3 separate regions of the Homo sapiens genome follow, and regions 2 and 3 are each linked to region 1. A link is a contact called in ENCODE Hi-C or POLR2A ChIA-PET data. All regions are on one chromosome and are shown on one strand. The core of a region is the stretch at or near the end of the contact, and the rest is flanking DNA. Distances in the headings are between cores, read along the strand shown.

Region 1 (4,667 bases), core at 1,012-3,511:
CAAAGATGCACATGCTTAGAGTCACATGCATGCAGACACACTTGCATGTTTTCACACACATTCTGTCCCTCCCGTGTCCCCTCCCACCCTCCAGTTCTCTCTCAGTTCAATTCTCTCCAGTTCACTCCAGTTCTCTCTCAGTCCAGGGCCCTGCTGCCGCCCTCACCCACTATGGACAACCCTCTGAAGGGCATCACAGGAGGGTTGCATGCATATGTGACCCTATGAGTAAAAATCTGTGTGTGTCTACACGTCTGTTTGTATATGTGAGTGTCACTGGTAGTCTGTGTGGCTCTAGCTCTGTGAAAATGTATCTTTATGACACTGTGGGTATTTTTCTGTGTATCTCTGTGTATGCTTCTGGAAGGCCCTATGTGTGTCTGTGTGTACCCGTCTGTGAATGCGAGTATGTGAGACAGTGGGGAATTTTTATATCTATATGACTGCATTCTGTGGGCCACCTCTCTAAGTATGTCTGGATGTGTATATCTCTGTGTGCATTTGCATATCTGTGCCTGTGTACATGCCTCTGCGGTCCAGGATCCACAGTCTGGCTCAGTGGGCACCCCTGCCAACAGAGGCTGTGGCCCGGGGTGGGGCCAGGCAGGACTGAACTGAATACCCTGGCCATTGACAGTTGTATTTACAGAGCTCCGAGTAGGAACGTAATTGCTTCTATTAATCTTTCTCCGGTTGTTAATTGCTCACTTATCGGGTTGTGTATTATGCCGACTGTTGCTCTTAATTCGCCTCCATAGCTGCAGGTGTTTGCTGCCTTATTAACTGTTAATCGGCGCGACTAGGGATGGAGACTTAATTGGCCCCCAGAGTGGGACACAGGCGGGCCAGCCGGACACTGCCAGGCTCACAGCCTGTCCCTGGAACCCTCACCTGTGGAGCACAGTTGGCTGGCCCACCGCCATCCACCAGCAGACAGCAGTCTTGCATACAGCAGTCAGAGTGACAACTGCAGAGTATGGTCTCCATGCAGTCCTACCTCCTCCAGGAAGCCACTCAACCCCTTGGAACCCAGTTCTTACATCCCTGTCCATCACCAACAATCTTCCTCCACACAGGATAGGAGCCAACCCCAGTTTTTAAATGAACAAGAGCCTCCAGGAATTCTGCTGCTCCTATCCAGCACACTTAAGGGGTCCCTCTCGGCTTCTGCTTGCACAGTGCAAAGAACAGGGAACTCCCTCCATGGCACTGTTACATAGCTGCAGCAACGAGAAGGTTCTCCATACTGAGCTGACTTATTACCCCCCACACAAGTTGAAACAGAGGAGTCCTTACTGCCTACAACAGGGAAACTGAGGCTCAGAAAGGGCAAGGGGGTGGCCCCAGGGTTCCCCAGTCCTCTCTGGTAAAGGAACAGACATGTGGCTCTCCAAGCAGTTTCTGCTCTCAGTCTCCCTTCCATCCCAGTCCTGCTCCATCCCAAACACCTCAGTCCTGGAAGGTACTTCCTTAGCCACCACCTGCTCTGCCCTGGTCTTCGGGCCTCCCAAGCTCAGCTGTCACTGCTACAGCCGTCTCAGGCTCCAGGCCTTTGGGACAAGAAAGCAAGTTTTCTGGAAACCAGTGGGCTCCCTGAGAGAGACAAGGGTATAAGGGGGAGGCGGTAGGAGGGTCCACACTCACCAACCTGACCTCCAGCTTCCAAGAAGGACAAATAGAGAAAACAATAGTCCTCATCCTGTGCATCAAATCCAGTCTGCCCTGACATCTGGAAGTTCTTCTGGTGTCTAGTTGTCATGTCTTAAGCGGCAACTGAAGTTGATTTGCTTTGGTTGGGTTCTGAGAAGAGTTGGGCTCCAGGGAGGGAGGAAGGGAGCACCACTGAGTGCCTACTGTAGGCCAGAAAGCAGCAATTAGTGTGTGTAAAAGTGGCAACCAGTTAAACCCTCCCATCACCTGGTAAGTTAGAGATTAGTATCCCTGTTTACAGAGAAGAAAACTGAGCCACAGAGAGGGTAACTAAACTTGTCAAGGCCACACAGCCAGAAAAGGAATTGGAGTGCCAACAAGGCCTGGCATTGCTTGGGAAGCTGGGTGTCTTCAGTCAGGGATATCTGGATGGATTCATGCTAAGGGTTCAATAAGGGGACGTGGGGAAAGGGAACTGATGGTCACTGTCACAGCTCACTCATCCACCCCACATCTGAGAACATGGACAGGCTAAACACTCACGCATGCGCAGCCCACATGCCTATCAGACGGGATGAGGAAGAAGCAAAGAGAACCGTCCAGGGATAGTTGCCCAAACAAGTTCCGGCCCCGCCTCTATGTTAATGACATGCAGATATATGTAAATTTGTACAAGCAACCGCTCAAACCTTTGGGAGCAATGGGGTGACACAGGAGCAGTTGCTATGGAAATCCAAAAGCGATACCCGCTCTGCACCCCCACCCCCCTCACAGGCAGGCGCACAGACACGTGCACAAAGACGCAGGGTTCTTCACTCCGGAGCCAAGAGGATCACGGAGTGGCAGAGTGTGAACCGGAAGGACCCTCAGAAACTGCGTCCAGCCGGGGGAAGCTCAGGCCCGAAGAAAGTCACCGGGAGAGCAGTGTCGCGATCCCTGGTAGCCTGGGGCGCCTTCCACTAAAACCCAGGGCGCGAGGTGTCCCTTCCGGGTCCCGGGCGATTCCGGCTCCGGCCTAGCAACAACAAGCCCCGCCCAGCGTTGCATAGCAACGTCCCTGGAGCCTAGCAACCGTCAGTCACGCCCCCTAGCAACGTCATGCCTAATCCTCGCTCCAGGCTTCTGCCGAGAGAGAGAGGGGCAAGGGGCTCGTGGACTGGGGCCAAAAGGTGGCGGGGGTGGGGGAGGGTGTCATGTTTAGCAGGCTGCAGGATTTCGGGGCCCACCTACAGCCCTTCCACGGGCGAGCTGTTACAGAGCCGCGTTATCACCCCCATTTACAGAAGGGAAAACTGAAGCTCCCAAAGGAAATCCCTGCCCAGGGTACAGAGCTCGCTCTTGCCTGCGTGTTCCAGGAGAGCGGCTCTGGCGGCTCTCCGGAGGAAGCCCTGGACCTGGAGGGGAGGGAGTGCACACCCGTTTCCCTCCATACCAACTGCATTAGGAAAACCACCCAAACTGTGGGCTCAGAACCAAGCTGTAGGTTTGCATAGTAATTTGCGTCATTTGCATAGAGCGCGGAGGCTGCGGCGCTCCCAGGCCATTTCGAGCCGGAAAAGTTCCCGAAGGAGCCCCGCTCCCTCTCCCGGTTCAACTGTCCAGCCCCCTCTCCCTACCCCTCACCCGCACCCCACCCGCATCCTACCCCGCCCCCGCTTCCAACTCCTTGCGCTAAGTTCCCGCACCTCGCCCCACCCCCCGCTTTGACTCCGGTCCTGCCAGCCCCGACCTCCATCCCAAGGCCGAGGGCCCCCTCTGCTGTCGTCCGCGGGTAGGGCAGCCGCAGAGCTCATGGGGCAGAGAAGAAGGGCTCCCCCAACCGACCATCGCCCCACCCCTTCCAGTCCAGCAGGGGCCAGGGTGAGGCCTGTACATGGGTGGACTTTGCGAAGGGGTGAGCAAAGAGCGGGTAGGGCCCTTCTGGCCCCGGGGCGAAGGGTGGGGTTCTAGAGAGGTTCTCTCCTGGAAGCCAGGCCCCTTTCCCCACGCTGGGTTGGTTGGCCCTGGCAGCTGGTTCCCCCATCAGTCCGCAGATGCAGCTCTCTCGAGGTACACCCCACATGAAACGCTTGACAGTTGCAGTTGCTGTTAGAAGCTTGTTCTAGGCCCAAGGCAAGGCAGCACCGTCCAACCCTAATACCAGTCTCCAACCCCACCCTGAATGCCCACCACCAAGGCTAAGACCTTTGACATTTTCTAACACCAGTCTCTGGAATCTGGCAAGAGATACAGAGAGGAGTCACCCAATCTGGATCTCCTGACTTCCTCAACAGAGACCTACACACAGGCAGGCCATGAAACTCACACAGATACTCTCACATGCTTGCAGGCACACTAGTGCACAGAGATCCCTGAGAAGCACATAGACAGAGACTCGGAGGGAATATGGTGAAGGTATGTACTATCCTTCCCCATCTAGTCAAAGGAAAAAAAAATCTTAGTATTAACTGAAAAATTTAAAGTCCACTGCAACTTGCTTATCTTTTCCTCTCTAGCAATCTCTTGATGTCTGATGTCTGTGACCCTCCAAAAGGCTCTGTCCATTTCTCTCTCCACCCCCAACCTCGGTCCTACTTTCTTTCCCACCACCACCTCTTCCTCCTGGTTCAGAATACTTGCAAAATGCTTCCAGAAACCACCGTGGCAATAGCTGTGCCCTGGGGCGCAGTGATGGTTCAGGACCTCAGACCAGCAATGAGCAAGGCTGCACATTTGTGCACAAGACACTCACTGACACACCCACTCAACCCACATCTGACCAGGACCAGGGGCTCTCCTGACCAGCTAGCAGATGCAATCCCAATTTTACCAAATTCTTTATTGAACAAAAAATCAACAGCAAACATTGTCAAACAGGAAGTTCAAACAGGGCAGGTGGGTAGGGCTGACCATCCTCTCCTTGCAGTCCCACCTCTCTCTGGAACAGGCTTCAACACTAGTGAGGGCATCAAAACCCCTGTTCTGGTGGGTAAGGAGGGTCAGGCCTTTCTAGGGAAGGGACACTCAGAGCCAGCTTC
Region 2 (4,667 bases), core at 2,168-4,667, 170 kb before region 1:
CTGCTGTTGGCCCAAAGACAAAAACACCACAGCCGCTCAGTGGCCTCCTAGGCTCCGCCCTCAGAATCCCCCTTTCCAAAAGCACAGCCCATCTCTGCTGGCCTCCCCTCACCCACCCCACACCTCGGCCTGCTGCCTGATCTCTGCTCTTCTACAAAGCACCTCTGCCTTCCCCAGAGTTTTCCTATCCACGTGCCCAGGTCTGTAGCGGCATTAGCAAGAGGAAACCCAATTACATTCCAATTACTCTAGTCCTAGCCAGACAGAGGTTACTGTAAGTCACAGCAGGATCGGGAAGGAGGAGGAGGTAGCACCTGGGGCCAGTGCCTAGGGTGACACTTGAAGATGGATATGACAGGGACCTGTGGCTCAGAGGCTCAGGATTAGATCAACAAGGCTGGGGCTGGCTGGTTTCGGGAAAGAGGTCGTGGGGGCCCCTGTTGACAGACAGCTCAAGCACAGCAAAGCCCTGAGGCCAGCCCTCCCTGGGCAGAGGAGGCACAAGGGCTGGGAGCCCAGCCTGGACATGGAGGACCTGAGGTCCCTAGGGCCCTCCCTTGGACATGGGCATTTGGCCAGGGTTCCCAGAGCCAGTGCTGTTGTGCCCGAGGACCAAAATCCTGCAGCTTCTTGTAGGTCTTCTAGAACACTACTGGTTCCCACCGCCCCGCCCCCAGGATTTTCTCTGAGCATACACCCACTCTCTCTCATGCCCATCTAGGCCAAATAACTGGCCTCTCCCACCCTTAGGCTGTGGCTAAATAGGCCAGATTCAGGACCAGAGGGGCTGCGAGGCCTAGTGCCTCCAGGCCAGCGCCCTGGCTCCTGCTGCTGGCTTGAAAATCCCTGGCCAGCGTCTGATAGGGGAGACAGGGAGATCTGTTGCTTGTGATGGCAGGAATCTCTTAGGATATCCCTTGACCTGGGGAGCAGCCATCTTTGGGGCACCAACGGATAAAGGGTGGGGGAAGGTTGGCAATTGAGATCCCTCTTAAGTGGAGATGGGACTGACTCTGTGACATTGTATACTGGGGGGAATTCTCAGCCATGATTTCCTCCCTACACAGACATGCACCACCCTGTATCATGACATGGGGGAGCCTGGCGAGCCCCTTGCCCACTCCAACCCATGGTATCTGGGAGGCCCTGTAATATGGAGATCTGCACTCTGGGCTAGGTTCTAAGCCTGGGCTGTGCTGGGCTTGGCCAGTGCCTACCGCCCACACAGACAAACATGGATCTGTACCTTCCACACTGCGGGCTGAACCTTGTTTGCCGCAACTGTTATTGGAGTGTCCCCACACGATCTGCCTCCCATCCCCCTACATGCTGCAGCCCCCTCTGCAGCCCCTACATAGCAAACAATCACAGCTCCAGGTAGGGGGGAGAATGTGGGGGGATAAGATGAGTCATTGCCGTGGGAACAGATGTACCAAGTTCCACATATGCACACTCACAGAACCTTACACACAAAGGCATGGCCACACTCACATTCCCACACTCACAGGGAAACACGCTGGGAGGCCAGTGCTAGTCAAAGCCACAGTTGAACATTCAGATCCACACTGAGAAACAGTCATCTCCTCACACATACACATTCCCCATAGACACAAACGCCAAAACACAGGGACAGATCAAGACCCAGACAGACACATCCCACCCAGAGTGACCTCCAGTCATCAACCCAGAGCCCACCCCCTGCTCATATGCACAGTCAGACTCAAACACACTGGATTCCCTAGACACACACCACAGCCCTTACTTGAATTCAAGACTCAAACACAAACACACACTCATGCACACATATGCAGACATGCACACACCCACACATTCACACATGCACACACGCACACACACACACACACACACAGCAGCCCCTCTTCTGAGTCCCTTCACTCATTCTCCTACCTCGGCCAGCACCTAGGGAAGACAAGACATCACACACCATGCAGATGCCATACCTGCCCAAGGACAAAGTTCTGCCTTGGGTTTAGCTTCAGTCCATCCTCCTGTTCTGCAGAGGTTAAGGTCACTGGCCCCCTCCCTTATGCTGCTCCAGTTCCTCTCCCACACCTCCTATGCCTAACGGCGCATCTTCAGAGCCTTTGAAAAGGGCTTTGGCTGCAATGGGAAAGATGGTGGTTGCATCCCAGGAGTCACCTCCCAGGAGGGAAACAGTGTGAGTTTCAGAGGGTGACATGTTAGGAATGTCCTATGCTGAGCTAGGGGATGGCCAAGGTGACTGCATGATGCTCAGGCAGTCACCCTTCACCTACCTGTGATTTCCAGAATCCCCAACCTTCAAACCTTTGCACCTGCTGTTTCCTGACCTTGAATGCCTCTCCTCGAATACCACAATCCCCCTTGCAGGCTACCTTCTTATTCTTCAGGTCTCCATGGAGATGTCCCTGCTCCAGGAAGCCTGTTCTCATGCCCTGGCTGAGTCGGTCTGTCCTCCTGTGCCCCACAGCCCCCAGGGCCCTCACACCCTCCTCACACCACAGGTTAATTGCCTGGGTGTGCACCTGCCTCCCCCACCAGCCAGAGAGATTTTGCAGGGGAGGGAGACTGTGTCTGGTGAGAGAGGCTAGAGGCCTGAGAGGGGCAGAGGCTCAAAGCCCAGCTCTGCCTCTGCTGTGCGACCTTGGGCAAGTCATTGCGCCATGTGGATCCAGTGTCCTTATCTGTAAAATGGGGACAATAACGACCACCTCACCAGGTTGATATGAAGATTAAATGAGAGCAGGCATCATATGCATTATCCAAACGGTAGCTGTATTATTAGAACTCACTGCCTAGCACACAGCTTAATAAATCGTTATTTGTGGAATTAACGAACCCCCACTTCTGTCCCCACCGGCGTCCTTGATTTTTGGGGGGAACAGTAGGTATAACAAAAAGAGAAACTGGGGGCAGATAGGATGGGGGGCTGGGAGATGGGAGAACAGGCTTCTCTGGCATCGTTGGGAGCTAGCTGTTACAGCAGCATCCGGAGCTAGGCTGGAGGCGGTGCAGGCATCCTCTCTGTCTCACCCCTGTGACCCACCTGTGCCATCCTCCTCCTCAGTTAGGTGAGGCAGCAAGGAGAGGCGGGGCTGGGCTCCACCTCTGCACTGTGGCCCTCTGAAGCTGCCAGGCCCGCCGGCACACACTAAGTGCGCCCAGAATGCGGGGTGGCCAGGGGCATAAATGTTGAATGAATGAGGATGGAATGAATGAACGGATGGACGCATGAATGGAGGTGGGATGGAAGCTTGAAGTGGGAGGCTAGAAGGAACGAGCGTCTCCCTCCGCCCTGCGGGTCTCGGGGCTGGAAGACAGGGAGCCAAGACCGTCTGGGGGCTCCCACCCCGCCCTGCCCCTCCCGCCGGCCCTCCCTCCCCGCAGCGCGCAGCCCGGCGGAGCCCGCGCCGAGCCACAGCCCGCGCAGTTGCCGCGGATCGTGCTGAGCCCCGCGAGCCGAGGCAGCGCAGCCTAGGGAGGGGGCTGCCCCGGCCCCCTCCTGCAGTCCCGGCCCCTAGAGGCTCGGCCTTCCTCGCAGGAAGGCGAAGTCCCCGGTGCCAGGTCCGGGGACCAGCAGCCGAGAACGCCCGGGTCCCGGAGCCAACAGGTGCGGGGTGTGGGGGACCCCCAGGCCTGGGATGGGGGTTCCAAAGGACCCGCGGCGAGGGATGGGAGGAGCCAAGAGTCTCGGGGGGTAACCTGGGTGCTGGGAGACTGGCTCCTCGGCCAGCGCTGCTCTCCTCTAGGCAGGCTCCGAGTGCCCTCGCTCCCCCGCGCCTTCCCGGAGCCCCGCCAGCCCCCGAGGTGCAGGAAGGTCCCGCGGACGGAGCGGGCCTGCCGGCGTTCAGTGGGGTATGAAGGCGTCCCCTCCCCTTCCCCAGGGGTCTCCAGGGATCCGCAACCCTCCGGCACCTGGCCGGGGTCGTCCTAGCCCAGCCGGGGGAAGGAGGGGCTGAGTGCGGGAGGAGGGGAGGGGCGGGGAGCTGGGCTGGCTGGATTTATGAATGGAGAGCGACCCGCGCGCCGGAACAGCGGCTCCTGGCGGCCGTCGGGGAGCGTCGCGGCCCTGGGGACCCAAAGGGGCCTCTTAGGGGGCCTGGATGCTCCCCTTGCTCGCAAGGGGTCGTCAGTCCCTCCGCGCACCACCCCCACTGTGTGTGTGTTGTATGTGTGCGTGTCCGCGAGTGCCCACCGGAGGGTCTGGCAGGTATGGCGGGTGGGGCTTGGGTCTCTAACACCTCCCTTGGCCCGTTTTCCCAACCCAAAGTTAAAGCCTCTGAACTGGCTCAAGAAATATTTGCAATCGGGATGGCTTCTCCTCCCAAATCTACGGTGTTTGGTGGGTTCGAACAGACCTGGCTTAAGAGCTTTGTGACCTTGAGCAAGAGACTCAATCTCTCTGAGCTTCGGTCTCATCTGCAAAGCAGGGTACCCTAATAATGGTAACCGGAAACGTCCCCGAAACTACCTTCTCGTACCAGGTTCTTGGTGAAGCACTTGGCACGCATCGGAGCTCATTACTCCTCATCGTGGTCCTGTAAGGTATGTAGGGCTGTCACCCCATTAGACAGATGGGGAAACCAAGGCTGAAAGAGGCCAGGTAAGCTACCCAAGGCAACTGGTGTGGAATTGGGATGCAACCCAGGTCTGTCTTCCTCCACCAA
Region 3 (4,667 bases), core at 634-3,133, 170 kb after region 1:
GTGCTGGGATTACAGGCATGAGCCACCACGCCTGGCCCCTATGGTAGTTGCTTTTAAGTATAGAAATGGAATTCCTGATCGAGAGCCTCATAGTCAGATATTATTATTGTTATTATTATTTTTAAAAATTTCTCTCTTTTTTTCTTTCCAGGCTGGTGTCAAACTCCTGGCCTCAAGCCATCCTCCCACCTCTGCCTCCCTAAGTGCTGGAATTACAGATGTTAGCCACTGTACCCGACCTATTGTTAATAGTGTTACATGTATAGAGAACCTGGCACTTAGTTGACACACCAAAAACTTTACTTCCCAGCCTTTTCAGACCCTTTCCTCAGGCCACCCCACCTTTGCCTTCTCTTCAGCTTTCAAATGTGTTGGCTACTTCCCTTCCAGGCCAAGGAGGTGCTGCTGGAGGTCTGTGTTCCTTCCATAGCATCCCCCTTTTCCCCTCAGCCAAATGAAGCGGAGAGGGCTTGGGCCTGACCCAGTGGCCTGCCCACGTGGCTCCCCTGGAGACCGAGGTAGGGGAAAAGGCAGAGAGTGCGTCAGTCCTGATGCAATCACAGGCTTAGTGCTTGGCTCACTTCCTCCTCTTTGGGTGTTTACGGGAGCCTGGATTCCACAGGAACCCTTGGAAGTGTGCACTGACAACAGAGTAGGGGGCAGACAGCATACAAAATTATCCCTGCTTCAGGGACAGTTCAGGAAGAAAGTGATACTGTGCCTGCCTGGGCCTCACATGCCCTGAGCTCAGGGACACGGGAAAGAGATACCAGGTGTCAAATCAGAGGCAGGGGAGGCAGGCAGGGAGGAAGGAGCCAGGACAGGGGACAAACCACTAGCTGCTGCCAGGGCCAGCTTCCAGACACAGCTCAGGGAGGCTGTGAATAGGCCCTTTATCTAAGCTGAAGTGGGGGAAAGGAATCACAGAAGGGGGTCTCAGGTGATAAGGAGCCTCAGAACAAGCTCAGGGGATCTTGTCCCTTCCTTCTCAGCAGAAATCCTAGCAGGGGAGAAGCTTCTTTTTAAGGATTTTGTTTTCCAGCCATTTGCCCAGGATCTTCATTTGGGAGGCCCCTCCTCAATCCCACAGGCCTTACTGGGTCACCTAGAGAGGTCCTAAGAGGTGCGGTGTTGCACAGTGGTTAAGGACATGGGCTTTTGGCAGTCAAGTCTTAGCTCTTCCAGTGACTGGCTGGATACCCCAGGCAAGTCATTTCACCTAACTCTCAACTCCCTACGTCAAACAAGGATAATAACAAGTAGTCAACCCCAGAGATAAAGCCGGGAGGCCCATAGAACATTGCCTGGCAATGGTAAAAGCACTCAATAACTGTTAGATATTGTTATTTTTATTAAGAATAAAGGAGCCGGGCATGGTGGCTCATGCCTGTAATCCCAGCACTTTGGGAGGCCGAGGTGGGCAGATCGCCTGAGGTCAAGAGTTCGAGACCAGCCTGACCAACATGGAGAAACCCTGTCTCTACTAAAAATACAAAATTAGCCAGGTATGGTGGCACATGCCTGTAATCCCAGCTATTTAGGAGGCTGAGGCAGGAGAATCGCTTGAACCCAGGAGGCAGCGATTGCCGTGAGCCGAGATTGCGCCATTGTACTCCAGCCTGGGCAACAAGAGCGAAACTCCATCTCATAAATAAATAAATAAATAAATAAATAAATAAAGGCTTGGAGAGCCATTTTTTTCTCTCTCTCTCTGAAGCTGGGGCCCAATTGTCCTTCTTCCTTCAATATCTAATGACTGTTTCCCAGCTATCAGAAAGGAATCCAACTTCCCCTCCCCCAGAGCTGTGAAACTGAGTAGCAAAGCTTGCTCAAGCTCCTGAGTCATTCAGCAAAACCAGCCCAAGATAATCAGTGGATCAAGGAAACTAGATGCAGAGTGGGGAAAACCCAGCCGCAAAGCTGGGGCCTTCTCGCAGGGCAGTTCCCTCTGCTGGCCCCTCTGGTGAGCTTTCACTTCAGGTTCACAAACAAGACAGCATCTTCCCAGGCCCTCCTGAACCCAGAATAAGGCCTTAGCTACTCCTGGGTCTCTCAACAGCAGCCAGGCCTTTCTCTGGAATCTTGTTTGACACAAACTTTTTGCCTTTGGACAAACTCTCTCCTTCCCTCCGTATCCCAGGCCTCAGGAGAGTCGAAACCCTGACTCCCATTCTCACTGTCCACTCATTTCTCAGTCCCTGTCATTTGACTTCTGCCCAGCCACTGAACTGTCTGTCATCACACTCAGTGATGATCTTTTCATCACCAAATCCAAAGACTTTTTCCAGGCCTTTCCTACTTGCCTCTTCTAAACAGTCAGCGCTGTCGACCACTTTCTTTCTTTCTTTTTTTTTTTTTCTGAGACGGAGTTTCACTCTTGTTGTCCAGGCTGGAGTGTACTGGCGTGATCTCGGCTCACTGCAACATCCGCCTCCCAGGTTCAAGTGATTCTCCTGCCTCAGCCTCCTGAGTAGCTGGGATTACAGGCGCATGTGCCACCACACCCGGCTAATTTTTGTATTTTTAGTAGAGACAGGGTTTCACCATGCTGGACAGGCTGGTCTCGAACTCCTGACCTCAGGTGATCCACCCACCTCAGCCTCCCAAAGTGCTGGGATTATAGGCGTGAGCCACCGTGCCCAGCCTGTTTTGTTTTTTTGAGAGGGAGTCTCACTCTGTCGCCCAGGCTGGAGTACAGTGGCGAGATCACAGCTTGCGGCAACCTCCACCTCCCGGGTTCAAGCAATTCTCCTGTCTCAGCCTCCTGGGTAGCTAAAATTACAGGCGCCCACCACCACGCCGGCTAATTTTTGTACTTTTAGTAGAGACGATGTTGCACCATGTTGACCAGGCTGGTCTCAAACTCCTGACCTCAAGTGATCCACCCACCTCGGCCTCCCAAAGTGTTGGGATTACAGGTGTGAGCCACCGTGCCTGGCTTCTTTTCTTTCATACTTATTTGTTTATTTTTTTTTTTTTGAGATGTTGTTTCATTCTTGTTGCCCAGGCTGGAGTGCAATGGCGCGATCTCTGCTCACTGCAACCTCCACCTCCCGGGTTCAAGTGATTCTCCTGCCTCAGCCTCCCAAGTAGCTGGGACTACAGGCATGTGCCGCCACACCCAGCTAAGTTTGTATTTTTAGTAGAGACGGGGTTTCTCCATGTTGGTCAGGCTGGTCTCAAAGTCCTGACCTCAGATGATCTGCCCACCTCGGCCTCCCAAAGTGCTGGGATTACAGGCATGAGCCACCGCGCCCGGGCTTGTATTTAATTTTTTTAAATAGAAACGGGGTCTCCCTATGTTGCCAGGCTGGTCTCAATCTCCTGGCCTCAAGTGATCCTCCTACCTCAGCCTCCCAAAGTGCTGGGATTGCAGGCATGAGCCACCATGCCTCACCCTGACCACTTTCTTTCTTAACTCTCCTTCCTGAGCTTCTGTGAGGCCACAGACCCCGGTTCTTCTCCTCCTTCTCTCTTCCTTGGTTGCTGGCAACATTCCAGCCCTTAAATGTCACTTCTCATAGTTCTGCTCTTAGCCCTCTTCCCTTTCTACCCCTCACGCTCCCTCCCACTTTTAAGCTGTGCCTGTGTCTTCAACCTCTACTTCTTTGCTGATGAATTCCCAGACTGTATCTCAACCACAGATCTTCCCCCCAAGAGCCACCCACCTGTCAAGCAGCTCCACTTGCACGCTGCCACATACAGCAAGCTCAACGAGGCCAAAACTGAACTCTATATCTTCCCCCAAACCTGCTCCTCCTAGGTTCCCAATCTTGATGAATGACACCACCTTTTACCCTGTTCCCCAAGCCAGAAGCTCAAATGTCACTCTTGCTTCTGCCCAGCCCAGCCCACCAATCACCATGTTCTTAACATCTTATAAATAAACCTCCCCTCTCCCCTCTGTCTCCACTGTTTCTCTTTTTCTTTCTTTTCTTTCTTTCTTTCTTTTTTCTTTCTTTCTTTCTTCCCTTCCCTTCCTTTCTTTCTTTCTTCCCTTCGCTTCCCTTCTCCTTCCTTCCTTCCTTCCTTCCTTCTTTCTTTCTTTCGTCTTGCTCTGTCACTCAGGCTGGAGTGCAGTGGCACAATCACAGCTCACTGCAGCCTCAGCCTCCTGGGCTCAGGTGATCCTCCCACCCCAGCCTTCCAAGTAGCTGGGACTACAGGTACTTGCCACCATTCCTGGCTAATTTTTGTGTTTTTTATAAAGATGGGTTTTCGCCATGTTGCCCAGGCTGGTCTTGAACTCCTGGGCTCAAGTGAGCCTCCTGCCTCGGTTTCCCAAAGTGCTGGGATTACAGGCGTGAGCCACCAAACCTGGCCTGTCTCCACTGTTTCTGCTTCAATTTAGGCCCTCATCATGACCTGAAGCCTGGATTGATACATTTTTTGGTGGTGGTGGTTGTTCTTTTTTTTTTTTTTTTTTTTTTGAGACAGAGTCTTGCTCTGTTGCCCAGGCTGGAGTGCACTGGTGTGATCTCGCCTCACTGCAAGCTCTGCCTCCTGGGTTCAAGCCATTCTTGTATCTCAGCCACCCGAGTAGCTGGAATTACAGATGTGCGCCACCACACCCAGCTAATTTTTGTATTTTTAGTAGAGACGAGGTTTTGCCATGCTGGCCAGGCTAGTCTAGAACTCCCGACCTCAGGTGATCTGCCCACCTCGAC

What was found. A loop is a pair of places that touch in the nucleus more often than their neighbours do. ChIA-PET counts read pairs that join two places held with the same protein, here RNA polymerase II (POLR2A). Pooled maps may share reads with other maps.
Region 2: a loop to region 1 is called in a pooled map, with 8 times the contacts of the local background. The contact joins the promoter of HCRTR1 here to the enhancer-like site in region 1. A Hi-C loop is called at or near these places in 4 of 37 single-sample maps with no recorded cell type and 9 of 50 pooled maps. POLR2A ChIA-PET finds 5 or more read pairs at or near these places in 2 of 52 experiments (OCI-LY7 and activated CD4-positive, alpha-beta T cell).
Region 3: a loop to region 1 is called in a map of PC-9, with 4 times the contacts of the local background. The contact joins two enhancer-like sites. A Hi-C loop is called at or near these places in 37 of 168 maps with a recorded cell type or tissue (A673, B cell, CD8-positive, alpha-beta T cell and 24 more), 18 of 37 single-sample maps with no recorded cell type and 31 of 50 pooled maps. POLR2A ChIA-PET finds 5 or more read pairs at or near these places in 20 of 52 experiments (A549, AG04449, AG04450 and 16 more).

What each region holds. Positions count from the first base shown.
Region 1 is chr1:31,785,975-31,790,641 of GRCh38, forward strand. It overlaps SPOCD1 (SPOC domain containing 1), which reads right to left. Exons shown (of 16, transcript NM_144569.7): 16 at 4,448-4,667. The coding sequence ends at 4,629. Among named protein-coding and RNA genes, the nearest start is that of ADGRB2, 24 kb to the left of the region's middle. RefSeq lists an enhancer at 2,188-2,963 and silencers at 2,749-2,798, 3,129-3,418. Within about 2 kb of position 2,262, at least 40 of the 41 ENCODE cell types and tissues checked have a DNase peak (open chromatin) inside an H3K27ac peak, as active enhancers do; they include A673, B cell, CD4-positive, alpha-beta T cell and 15 more, where a contact is called at or near this core.
Region 2 is chr1:31,614,272-31,618,938 of GRCh38, forward strand. HCRTR1 (hypocretin receptor 1) reads left to right here and starts at 3,418. Exons shown (of 9, transcript NM_001525.3): 1 at 3,418-3,610; 2 at 4,485-4,545. RefSeq lists enhancers at 322-1,108, 3,334-4,023.
Region 3 is chr1:31,954,293-31,958,959 of GRCh38, forward strand. No RefSeq gene overlaps it. Among named protein-coding and RNA genes, the nearest start is that of PTP4A2, 18 kb to the left of the region's middle. RefSeq lists enhancers at 1-749, 750-1,526, 1,527-2,304, 1,534-2,141, 1,729-2,288 and 1 more. Within about 2 kb of position 1,884, at least 37 of the 41 ENCODE cell types and tissues checked have a DNase peak (open chromatin) inside an H3K27ac peak, as active enhancers do; they include A673, B cell, CD4-positive, alpha-beta T cell and 14 more, where a contact is called at or near this core.